Regions from separate parts of the Homo sapiens genome. Here region 2 is linked to region 1. A link is a contact called in ENCODE Hi-C or POLR2A ChIA-PET data. All regions are on one chromosome and are shown on one strand. The core of a region is the stretch at or near the end of the contact, and the rest is flanking DNA. Distances in the headings are between cores, read along the strand shown.

Region 1 (6,120 bases), core at 1,528-4,027:
TTGGCAGGTAATTCGTAATAAGCTTTAATTTTGAAAATGAACATTTGTCATTTGGGACCGTAACTTAGATAGTTTAAAAACACCAAACCCGCTGTGCAAACATCTGGAAAAGTTGATGATAGGGGACGGTTTGCTGCAGTCAACGTGTCTACCAAGCAAATGACAGAATCGGACTTAGAAAGGTCTGTTGTCAGAGCTCGCCAGTAATGATGATTTGTCTAGTAAGAGATATTAGAGGAAGAAGAGATGAAAAAAAAAGCATTTTCCATCCATTTGGCAAATGCATTTGCCATTATATGCGAGTTGCTAATTGATGCTTTAAATCTGTGATCATATGTGCTATTAAATATGAAACCTGTACACACAGACATACAGACTCATATTGATATGAGGATAGATGTCTGAGGTAAATTTAGAGATGAGAAAATTAATGCAAGATGCTTTACTTTGGAAGTAATTCCTTTGGGAATTGTCAGATGCCAGTCAGGTGCTTGTGTAAGTCACCTTTTTTTGTGAGGGCTGAAAGACCAGGAACAAGGTTCTAAGAATTTAGACCACTGGTTCTCTAGTAATGTATGCAGATAATCAAAGAAGTAACATGAAGAAAAATGATGATTTTAGTTTTAAAATATGATAATCTATTCTTCTTTAAAAATAATTAATATCACAAGACCTAAAGCCTTCTTGTTCACTCTCTTCTCCGGTAAGCTTCATTTTGAAAAAGGCTAAAAACTTTTAGGGAGATTCTCTAGGGAGTTCTGGACTTGACATGCGAAAGTGTCAGAGTCTAGCTTTCATAGTAATAGAGAGGTCAAGAATGCTGCTGAAAAGCATTCTGGGGCTTACCTTGAAATGGGATATTAAGTGGACTCCAGAATTTTAAAGGAGCCAGTCTAATACAGCTCCTTAAGATAAACTAGATGTACCTAAAATGTGACTGCTTTTAAGTAGTTGGGAGAAACAAACATGAACAGATATTTTTAAATTACAATATATAACTTCTTCCACAGAGGCACAATTAAAGTGCTAAGAAATCACTGCAGACAGAGAACCTGACACTGACAAGGAGAATTACATATGCATCAATGAGGAGCTGGCATTTTGGCTCAGTCTAGAAGTCATAGGAATTTTCCTGGAGAAAGTTTTTTCAAAGTGAATAGCATATGCAAAAATGGTAAGAACTATTGAGAAATAGAGAGATTTTCCTTGAATGCGAGTTCAGTGAGATTACAAGGTTTCCAATAGCTCCTTTTGGTAGTGAATAAAACTGAGTCAAATTTGCAGAAATCAGTAACTCAAGGGAATTCCTTCATTGGTCCTCTCACTAATGTGAGTGCATATGTGTGTGTTTTACGGGATGTGTGTGGGAGGGGATGTTTTTACTATTTCTCAGAGCCACACCCTACCTAAATATTGTACGCTCCAAGTAAATTGAGAAAATAAGTGTTGGAGATGGGGAGAATGGAAATGGAAAGATAAAGAAGAGTTTTATCTTTGAAAATAGATATTTATGGTACCTTATTTACTTTAAAATAAATGAGATACCTATTCATGCACATATCTCAGAATAATTACTGTATTTTCTAATGGGAGAAGCCTTAGAAAATATCCAGTTTATTGCCCTATTTTAAGAAATGAGGAAACTGAGTTTTAGAGAAGTTGAAACACGTTTTCCAACCATGGTTACTTGCAGATATAAAGAATAGAACTCAAATGTTTTCACTCTTAGTACAAAATTATTTCCTTTCTACCAATGCAGCTTTTAGACAAATCATCACATTATTAATTGATCAGTCAACAGTTTTTTATTGATTATACTACAATGGGCCTTATAACTGGGCTCTATAAGAAATGGGAAATAAAAAGAATGTATGAACTGAAGACAACCCATTAAAATATCAGAAAGACAAGGTAGCAGCAATTTTAAATGAGTCCCTGTATTAATTGCTGTTGCAGAACCTAATGTTACCAAATGTTCATTTGGATAAAGTGGATATCTGAAAATCATAACCTTGATTATTAGGTTGTCTGATATGTGCTGTGAATGAGAAGTAGGTAGACTTTATTTCACATGGTCATTCCAGTTGATTTACCGTGTTTTCTTCAGGCACTTTGCTGAGAAGAATTCTGAGGTCCTGTTTGATGTCAACAGAAAGAAATGCTATAATCAATGTGTAATGACAGCCATACTAGTGACAATAAGACCAGGTAATTATCAAATATGTAATCAGTATAATAATAAAATCTTATATTGTACCTTTCTTCGAAGAGCAAAGATTGTTTCCAAATTCGAGTCACGAAATTAAAACAGAAAGCCTTACTTCTTACTCCAGAGAATGACTGGATGCCAAAAGATTAAGTAAGCATCACTAATGTGCTTACATGAGACAATATTGTGGCCAATTATATTTCTATCCTGCCTACATTACTCAGATCTTAAGGTGATGTCACTATGCGTTTGAGTGTATGTATGTGTGTGTGTGTGTCTGTGTGTGTGTTATGACATTATACCTGGAGAGAAAAACAAATCACCAAGGCTGATTTCAGAAGAAGCTTTGGCATCCATATGCCACTCACCTTAATCATTTTTAAATCAGACTGTCCTTCAATCTTACGATTCAGTCAAGGAGCTAATTGTATCTTGTCAATGCCATAGATACCCTCAAAGTCCTATAAAAGATGTTCTGGGCTTATGTAGGCTGAATTAAAAGACATTCACTTGTGGTGGCTTTAAACCACATAGGATGACTCATCATATCAGTTATATCCACTTGTGCTGACGTTTGTCTTGCGTAACCATTGTGTTAAGTGCTTTCCATAAAAAGCCTTCATGCAAATCTTTTTTTTTTTTCCTGATCATTAAGGCACTTTAACACAAAGAGGTAGAACAGTACGTTGTAACCACATCCTGGGTTTGTTTCTCTGTAGGAAGATTGCTTTGTGCCTGAAAGCTGTACAGGATATTTAAAGACTAGAGCAAATGATTAAATTTACCCACTTTTTTTTTGTTCCTGGCAGCCTAAGCCCTAAGCTTTACCTGTCATTCAACTCATCTAAATGCCAAAGAAAAGGGCTGACACAGAGTAGAAATCTTGTCACATGACCTCACCCTCCTCCCCATCTCCTTTCTAAGGGCTCCTGCAATTGTCATTTACATTAAAGTTCCGTGCTTAGGCCTGCAGGTGGAGAATTGCTCTTTTGTTGAGAGTTAGTTTCTGTTACAGGTCAGAAAACAGAAGACTTTGTCAGAGGTTGGGCTGCTTTCTAAAGTAACTCATTGCCAGAATTTTCTAAACAAGAAAAAAAGCCAGAAAGCAAGGCAATTCTTGAAATGTTAGTACAAGATAAAGGTGTCCATTGGGAAATGAGCAACATGGCTCTGGGGTTCTCTTGAAATTCAGAGTTGAAGAATTTAGCAACACTGACACTTCTGACACGTAGAGGAAATGTGGGAGAAAATGCAGCAATTCAATAAATTCTACAAACATTTATATGCTACTGATAGGCTGGGCACTGCTCTAGGCCTCAGAGATACCAGAGACTGATTTAGACTATTTCTCCAGCTTCAAGGGGCCCAGCGTCTGTGAGAACAATTATGCATAAGCAGTTGTAGCAGAAGTACAGACTCAGTATAGTTGGAAGGGATTGAAGGGCACTGCAGAGTAAAATGAAACAGAGGGAATGGAAAGTTCTTCTCATGTCTCCCATCATCTTCGAGACTATTTTGAAGACATAAATACAGACATAGTGCAGTGTAGATAAATAGGCATGGCCTTTGGAACAAGTATGTCGTCAAATCATTTTCTGTCTAGGTGATCTTGGGTCAAGAAAGGTTAGGCAATAACCAGAGGATATTCCCTATATGTCTTCAAAATAAAGTCTATTGTTCTAAGACCATAGAAAATATGAAGATTTAACTGAAATAATGGTTCATATTTTAGCCTAAGTATATATCCTGTTATATAATCTGCTGTTACTTTCTTTTAATTATTTTTGTAGTGATTGTGAATTTCCTTTCTTCTTTAATCTTGTTTGTAATTAATTGGCTTTAGTGGATTCGGAACTAATGGATACTTTTCTTGAGATATTTAGAAAGTACAGAAAAATTCAGAAGGGAATGCTATGGTTTTAATGTTTGTCCCCTCCAAAACTCATGTGTTGAGAGCCTAATCATTAAGGCCACAATGTTGGGAGAGGGGGCTTAATGGGAGGTGTTTAGGTCTTGCGAGCTTTGCCTGCGTGAATTGATTAATGCCACAATAAAATGGTTTTTGAGAGTGGGCTCTCTCCCTTCCACTCTTCACCAATGTGAGAAGCAGCATTGCTCCACCTCTGAAGGAGACAGCATTCAAGGTGCCATCTTGGAGGCAGAGACCAGGCCCTCACCAGAAACCAAACCTGTTGGTACCTTGATCTTGGACTTTTCCACTTCCAGACCTATGAGAAATACATTTCTGTACTTTGTAAATTACCTAGTCTCAGGTATTCTGTTACAGCAGCACAAAACAAACTGAGACAAGGGAAATTAACCAATCTATAATCATCTTATCCCACCACCCAGACTTAATCACTGTTGGCATTTTCAAGCATTTTCTTCGAGAATTTTAATAACCTGTTTTATTTTCCTAAAATTTATTTTTTGGATATCTACCCCATCATGATTTATGATACAATCCAATTTTTATTGGTGGGAGTATTCATGCTTATAATTTATTTAATCAATCCCATATGATTGACTATTACTATTTATTTTTTACCAACATTATCACTTTTCAAGTGTTTCAACATTATCACCACTAGTCAAGAAAGAGGAGCCAATTAGATACATTCTATAAAAAGAACTAAAAATAAACTTTATAAAAGTCCTCTATTCATGAATTAATGACAATATATTTGAAATCAAGGTCTATGTCTTAAAATTATTTTGAATTATCTCCAGCAGAAACTGTAGACCAGGTAGCCATGTAATACATGGAGTAGCTGATCTCTAAGTATGTAGAGATAATTTGATTGACTAAACATCACTTAGAAAATTTCAGAAAGAAAATAATATGCTATAAAACTAATTACTTAGCAGGCATTATGCTAAGCATCATTAGGGATTCAAGAGCCCCCATGCTGAAAGCATGTCAATGATTTTGCTTTGGAATTAAAATAAAATTCAAGTGTCTCAATGGGGTAATAATGATATAGCAACAGTTTTGAGTGTTTTATGAGTTAGGCATTGTACTTTATAAATCTTAACTTTTTTCCTATTGAAACTTACTTAGATTCAGAGAGAATAAGTAACTTGCATAAGGTCACACAGGTAGTAAGGGCATAGAGTGGGATTTTCTCCAACCACGTTTTCCTATAGCTACCTCTCATTTGTTTTTTATGCTTCACATCAAACGTTGCTACCCTCTATTGTAGATAGTTTTTATTATAAGGCCCTGGTTTATTTTCCTCAAAGTACTTATCATTAATAATGTTATTTTTCCTCTGATTTGTATGTTTACTTTTCCTGTTTGCATTACTAAAACATAACATCCATGAAGGGCACAGACTTTATGTATATTATGCTTATTACAGTATCATCAGCACCTAGAACAATATCAAGTAACTAACTGGTAATTGATGAATATCTCATTAAAAAAAGAATGTATGGAATAAAGAACACAGTATCTGTGCTCAAAGAACTGACCATCTATAGAGTCAATTCTAAGATATGCGCAGGAATTCTAGTTAACAATCCAGCATGGAAGAAGCTTGGAAGTTGCAACTCCATTCTAACAACTTATAAAAAGCTGAAAAAACTAAAAAATTCATAACTCTTGTTAAATCCATAACAGAAATTGTCCATGCGATCCTTTGATGCATAATTTGCCCAAGGCAAACCACTGTCCCCCAAATTGCAGAAACTGAGAGGCAAAAACAGAGAATCACAACTTACTGGAGCAGAAAGCCACCAGCAACAACTTCACAGGAACCAGTGCCAGGCTAGGAAAACCTGAAGTGTAATTAATGAATTGCGAATTCATGAGCTGGAGGCTCCATGAGGACAACTCTGAGAGATAAAAACCATAGGGGACCCAGCCTTCAGGAGCCCCCATGCACTTTTGTTAGTTTTACCTTCTGATG
Region 2 (6,276 bases), core at 2,967-5,466, 590 kb after region 1:
TTGTATGAAAGTGCCTTGATTTATTTAGGCAATACTCCATTCACAGACAGTTAAGTTGTTTCCAATTTGTGAAAGTGCTTTGTAAACTACAAAGTAATATACAAATGTTAGTTATCATCACCACCATTTAAAAAATAAATATCCAGACATTATCATTAAACTTGTGAAGGTCTTCTCTCACTATTTCTTTAACCGGCTGGAAGTGGTGCTTCGATCTAATTGTATTAACATGAACATTTTTAAAACATGACATTTATGGATTCCACAACTGAACACACGCAAAAACACAAATGAACTACTGAGTCAGAACTAGGGGAAGGTGTTGTGGACTATTCCCAAGAGCCTGTTTCTCAGTACAACGACTGTGTTCTTGTTCCCCGCACATGCTACCTCACCCTCCTCTGCCTGTAGATTGACATCACTCACTGACTGCTGCCCTTTTCCCCAGAACCTACCCATGGCCTCAGAATTTTTGACAATGAACTCCAAGTAGTCATTATGAAGCAATTGGAACAGGCAGTAGAGACGAAATGTATTAGCTAAACCCATGTTGAAGATACAAAGAATAAAATGGGTACTTACTGAGTTGCTACCATGAAATGTGTACATGCTGTAAGTGGCAGATTTCACAGTTATATTACACCACTGCCCTCCTAGATTCTCAGCTCCTTGCTATTAGGAACCACATCATACTCTTTTCTGTGTTTTCTTTCTTTCTTTTTTTTTTTTTTTTGAGACAGAGTCCTGCTCTGTGGCCCAGGCTGTGCCATTCTCCTGCCTCAGCTTCCCGAGTAGCTGGGACTACAGGCGCCCGCCACCACGCCCGGCTAATTTTTTGTATTTTTAGTAGAGACGGGGTTTCACCGTGTTAGCCAGGATGGTCTTGATCTCCTGACCTCGTGATCTGCCTGCCTCGGCTTCCCAAAGTGCTGGGATTACAGGCGTGAGCCACCACGCCCGGCTTTTCTGTGTTTTCATCTTTTCCTGATAAAAGACCACATAAGGGTAGGTACTTAATCAATGTTGTTTATTTGTGGGTGAGCAGTTGAAATAATGAGTGAAGCCCCGATCTTATGTATTTTACAATCTCATTGATTGATAACTAAAATTAGTAGTGCCAATGTATTCTTTGAAAATTAAACCTGCCATATTATTTCTGGTAGGATGGGGTTTGGTAAGATATCCAAATGCATGAAAACAAGCAAATCAATATCGCCACTCTTTTTGTAACAATAAATTTTATCTATTAATTAATGTTGTGACTTAGAGCAAATGTGCATGGCAGGAAACAGAAGGCCCTGCTGATACCAATTTTACAGAAGGATGTAGTAGGTCCATTGAGATACATTGTGGATATCTATGCTATGGCTCCAGTGCCGGCATGAGCTGGATGGATTTAGCTTATAAAACTCTGGCCTTTCACCTGTTCAAGGCTACAATTAGCCCCTCTGTGAGTTTCATTCACTTAAAAAATATTTACTGCATGCCCAATAACTACCAGGCACTGCAATAAGTGCTAGATTTGGGGAGGTCCGACACAACAAAAATAATTTAAATTCTTTTTTTTTTCTTTTTTTTGGGGGGATGGAGTCTCCTTCTATTGCTCAGTCTGGAGTGCAGTGGCATGATCTCTGTTCACTACAACCTCAGCCCCCAGGTTCAAGCAATTCTCCTGCCTTAGCCCCCTGAGTAGCTGGAATTATAGGTGCCAGCCGTCATGCCCAGCTAATTTTTGCATTTTTAGTAGAGACGGGGTTTCACCATGTTTGCCAAGCTGGTCTTGAATGCCTGACCTCAAGTGAGGTCACCTCGGCCTCTCAAATTGCTGGGAATACAGGTGTGAGCCACAGCACCCAGTCAAAAATAATTTAAATTCAAAATCGATTATACATAAACATTTTGGGTCTCTTAATGAGACATCATGACAAATATTACTTATGGCTACCAAAGTTAGGGCTTGCATATTTTTATCTTCTAACATTAAAATATAAACCCATTGCTCTGGTCAGGAAGATCTTTTTACCCAACATGGAGGCTAGTCAGTAGATTTCATGGTCCCCTGTCTATTCTAACTATTTCATGCTGACTATCAGAAATTGTTTAAAAAATAATAAAAAGTAATAATGATTTGATCATTCCAGGGCTCTGGAAAAGTACTGCAATTAAGCAGAAATGTCTAACATGAATAAAGATAGGAGCAAGCGGCCTCTGTGTCAAGGATTTGCAATTCCTATCCTATACATTTCATGCAAACCCTGCTTCTCTGTCCTCTACTAGTCTCTCTGTTTATTCTGCTGGTTCTCTGTGACTTATTTTAGGACCCATCTATTTTATAAACCATGACCCAACATGGTTAACATTGAGTGCTTCTCCTATCCATACTGCACCTTCTAGCACTTGATTATAAATCAAGCCTCACCCTTCTCTAATTTCATCAATTGGATAGGTCCTATTTTTGAAAAAAATAATGTAAAACTCCTGAGGGCAGCAACTTTACATACACATTGTTTTAACTTGTATAGCACCAAGCATACTCCTAGCTATATCAAAAGTGCTCAACAGATACATTTAGGATAATGTTTATACTAGTCCTTATAAATGGTAGTTTGTTTCTACTGTGGTCAATTGCATTAGAAAAAAAATTAGTCTCAAACCCCTAAAAATTCGGCTTCACATACTTACCACATGCACAACTTTGGATCAATGTATTAAAATACATTGGGCCTCAGTTTCCCCATCTCTAAAATATAGAGATGGCAACACAAAGTCTCCAAGTCCCAGATTAACCTACCATCCTATGATTTTACACATCTTAGAAGGTATTATGCCTCAAGGAGGACTTTGGAGTTTGAAATATCTCTTTTCATCTAATAAAATGAGTAGTTCTTAAAAAAAAAAAAAAAGAAGTGAATTGTGAATCCCTTTAAGAGGCAGCTCAGATTTTGCTTACTCTCTCTTCTAAGTTCCCAATAAATGAATGGTGATTCTCTCCTCTTGCTTCAGCCCTTAAAAAAAGTCCATCCTCTTACTAATAGAAAATAGGATTTGAGTGATGGCCCTTACACTAATTGGTCAGGAGCCCTAGATAAAATATTGTTATTGACAGAATGTTCTCCCTTTTTCATGCACAGATAAAGTAGCTTAGCAGAACATACAGATAGAGAGCAGGTAGAGGACAAAGAAAGAGTGCCTGAAACTTGGATCAAATCGGAAGAATCAAGCCAGTGCAGTAAGGTTCTTGCTAATAAAAGATCCGCTAAGAGGATATAACAGAAGCCAGCATATTCAACAAGATAATGGGACAAGGGAAGCAAGAATCACCAGTGTCGAGTGAGAGGCTATGAAAAAAGCAAAGATCCAAAAGATCTGACTTGTTCTGTTTGACCCTTGAGGTCCACGTAGGAGCAAATGTAAATGAAATAATCTTAGAGACAGTGATTTTTAACTCAGCAAGAAGAGAGGTATGCATAAAGAAATCCCATCACAAGCTGTCAGAAACTATCTATTGATTTTAAAAAGATAAAACATAAAATGTTCAAAGGAACATCATAAATATAACAGTATGGGTTAAGATCAAGTACAGGGAAGCTTCTACCGGTGGGACTGTATTCTGCCATGGCAGGTGATGAACTAGCTCCATAAACTACCAGGTCTTTTCCCTGAAAAGAGCCTCTGGCTGCTACAACTTGATCTATCTAATTTTTAAAAAAATGAATCCAAGGTTAATATCTATATTAGTCCTTATAATGGTAGTTTGTTTATACTGTGGTCAAAATTTCAATTTGTCATCCATTACCACTGAACTAACTACTAGACTGCAGAAAACTCTATGTGGCCAGCAGCTTGGTGATGGATTGAAGGAAGCAGTAGCCATGACAGGGCCAGCAAATGCCTTTTACCCCTGGGTGATTTAATTCAGGCATAATAGTTGTACAGTTCAAAGCTTCATTTTCCCTGAAATTCTAAAGTTGACTATGAGAAACCCTGTCTTTTCTTCTCTCCACTTCAACTTTCTTCCTCCCAGCTCTATAATCCTCACCCTCCCCTAAACTCAGAAAAGGGGAAATTATACAGTGTTTTGCTAGAATTATTTTACATTATCTTCCATCTCCTACAGTGTCAGCGCTTGCCCTGCTACTGAAATGACTGAAGCCAGGACAGACTCAGGTTCCTATTTGGAAGTAGCAGGGAGGTTCCTCCCATTCTTCAAACCAGTTCAGCCACGGGGAGCCTGTTCCAGCCAGAACTCCCATCTCTGCTGAGGATATACCAGCCGCAGGACCCAGCCTGGGCTTGCCCGTCCAGTAAACAGCAAGGAGGCTAGAGGACACAACCCAGAGGACTGGGGGTTCTTCCATAAAAGGGACAATTGAGTCTCCCGTGCCACCCCCCACCCACTCCTACCACCTTTCTCAAAGGGAAAGGAGTGGGCTACACCACTTTGAGCACAGTGCAAAGCGAACAATTCCTTTCTCCCACACTCACCCCGTTCTTCTGAGGAATGGGGCTGACTTTGATTCTTCAGATTACATTCACAATTAAACTCTTTAAGACTTTGTACCCTGGGAAAACAGTAAACAACTCAACTCTTGTCCTCGGATAACCAAGTGCATGCGTGTGTGTGTGTGTGCGTCAGGGGACAGGGAGTATAAAAGAATTGAATTGAATGTGAAGGGATTCTTCAACTCCGGAGAAAGTCTACCACAAAGAGAAATGCATGTGGGTGAAACACCTTGTAATTTAAAACTATGTTTCTTCCAGCGTCTCCAGTTCTCGGCCTGAGCCAGGCATGGGATTCGGTTTGGCTGCCCTTACGTTAAAAATGCACTACACAGCAGACATCAGGGTGCCAGGCAGCTCATCATGTAAAGCCCCCAGGCACACTGAACACCATTTTGTTTGACATTTCACTGGCGACAATAGAACTGTCTGAAAATGCTCACACCCCACAGGCAGGTGGGAGGGGAGGGGTTAACGAGACAAGCGCACTTTGTGTGTGGCTCTCCTGGAATGTATTGGAAAAGGTACATGGAGCCTACTGAAAGCAAGTGTGGTTTTACTGGTGCATACTTCGTGGATTAGTTGGGAGTTGGAAATTATTTGGACTCAGTTTTCAAATGAAGGCTCAATCCTAAAAGTTAAAATAATAATGATTCTGTGGTTTAAAAGGAAACATGGCATTCACCTAAACGGAATACCTCTTCTTGGCCCCAAAATTATGGTGTGGTACTACAAGTGTCGGAGAGCACGTTCTACATGGTCAAGCCTTGCTTATTACCCAGGGACAGAGAATAATACCATTCATTCATTCATTCGTTCATTCATTCCACAAACATTTACTGAATATGCACAATGTTCATAAAATATTATGCATGCTTGAAGGTTAGCAGAGCAGAGAAAAAATGCCCAGATAATCAGAGATGGATTTTGACCTTATGGAATTTGCAGTCTTAAAGGGGAAATGCTACACAAACACCTAAGATCCTTCCAGAGAGTGCTAGGCAGAAATGTTAGGCATGTTAGACACAGACCTCTAATGGACTGGGTGCTTGGCACTCAAAGAGAAATTGATTCCAGCTGGGGCAAAGTCTATTGCTTAGCTTTGGTATCCAACAGAAGACCAGGAGTCCTCAACATCCCATCACATCAAGGAAGGAACATCTCCAAGACAACTTCACTTTCTTGCCAAAATATGCAGGTACACATCTATGTGTGGTCTGAATTTCTATAACCATCGAAGCGTTTCTCCTCCTTTCTTTCCCCCAGAAATGGCAGTGGAATAGATGCATTCACACAATAGCTAAGATGAACTCCATCATGTTTTAAGAGAGTTGGTTTTATTAGTTCAGTTAGTTCACTTTCCTTTGGTTTCATAATGTAAGAAACAAAAAGAGTAAGAGCAGTGCTTTATTTCAGTAGTATGGGGTAAGGCTTTAACTTTCTGGGTCTGAGGCGGAGGTTTCTGCTGGCATCTTAGCTTTCTGTGTGTTTGTTTGGTTTACTCCTGACAGAGACAATGGAATGCTTCAATGAAAACGCCCAACTCATTTTCCATCTATGAATGAACAGAAGGCATCCCGTGGCTAAGGAGGGATAAATATTCCGCGCCACTGGAGGCCTGCTGGCTCACCCGGGCTACACCACTATTGTACCCACTCTGGCTTCCACACGCAATTTACTAAAGTTTGTGCTGTTTCATGGCAAGGTGATTTATCACTGACACCTCTTTGCCATTTCAACTGGGGGCCACTGCAATGGGGCAAGGTTCAAGGAAGT

Evidence for each region. Hi-C counts contacts between places; a loop is a spot of excess contacts on that map. ChIA-PET counts read pairs that join two places held with the same protein, here RNA polymerase II (POLR2A). Pooled maps may share reads with other maps.
Region 2: a loop to region 1 is called in a map with no recorded cell type, with 2.5 times the contacts of the local background. The contact joins two enhancer-like sites. A Hi-C loop is called at or near these places in 1 of 37 single-sample maps with no recorded cell type and 1 of 50 pooled maps. POLR2A ChIA-PET finds 5 or more read pairs at or near these places in 1 of 52 experiments (activated naive CD4-positive, alpha-beta T cell).

Annotation. Positions count from the first base shown.
Region 1 is chr4:23,331,319-23,337,438 of GRCh38, forward strand. It overlaps LOC105374524 (a long non-coding RNA gene), which reads left to right. Exons shown (of 19, transcript XR_007058437.1): 15 at 1,011-1,174; 16 at 2,108-2,208. All of the region lies in intron 2 of LOC105374523 (a long non-coding RNA gene), which reads right to left. Among named protein-coding and RNA genes, the nearest start is that of PPARGC1A-AS1, 430 kb to the right of the region's middle. RefSeq lists enhancers at 2,878-2,927, 2,988-3,217. Within about 2 kb of position 2,778, at least 4 of the 41 ENCODE cell types and tissues checked have a DNase peak (open chromatin) inside an H3K27ac peak, as active enhancers do.
Region 2 is chr4:23,916,660-23,922,935 of GRCh38, forward strand. It overlaps a transcript of PPARGC1A not described here. Among named protein-coding and RNA genes, the nearest start is that of PPARGC1A, 30 kb to the left of the region's middle. Within about 2 kb of position 4,217, at least 2 of the 41 ENCODE cell types and tissues checked have a DNase peak (open chromatin) inside an H3K27ac peak, as active enhancers do.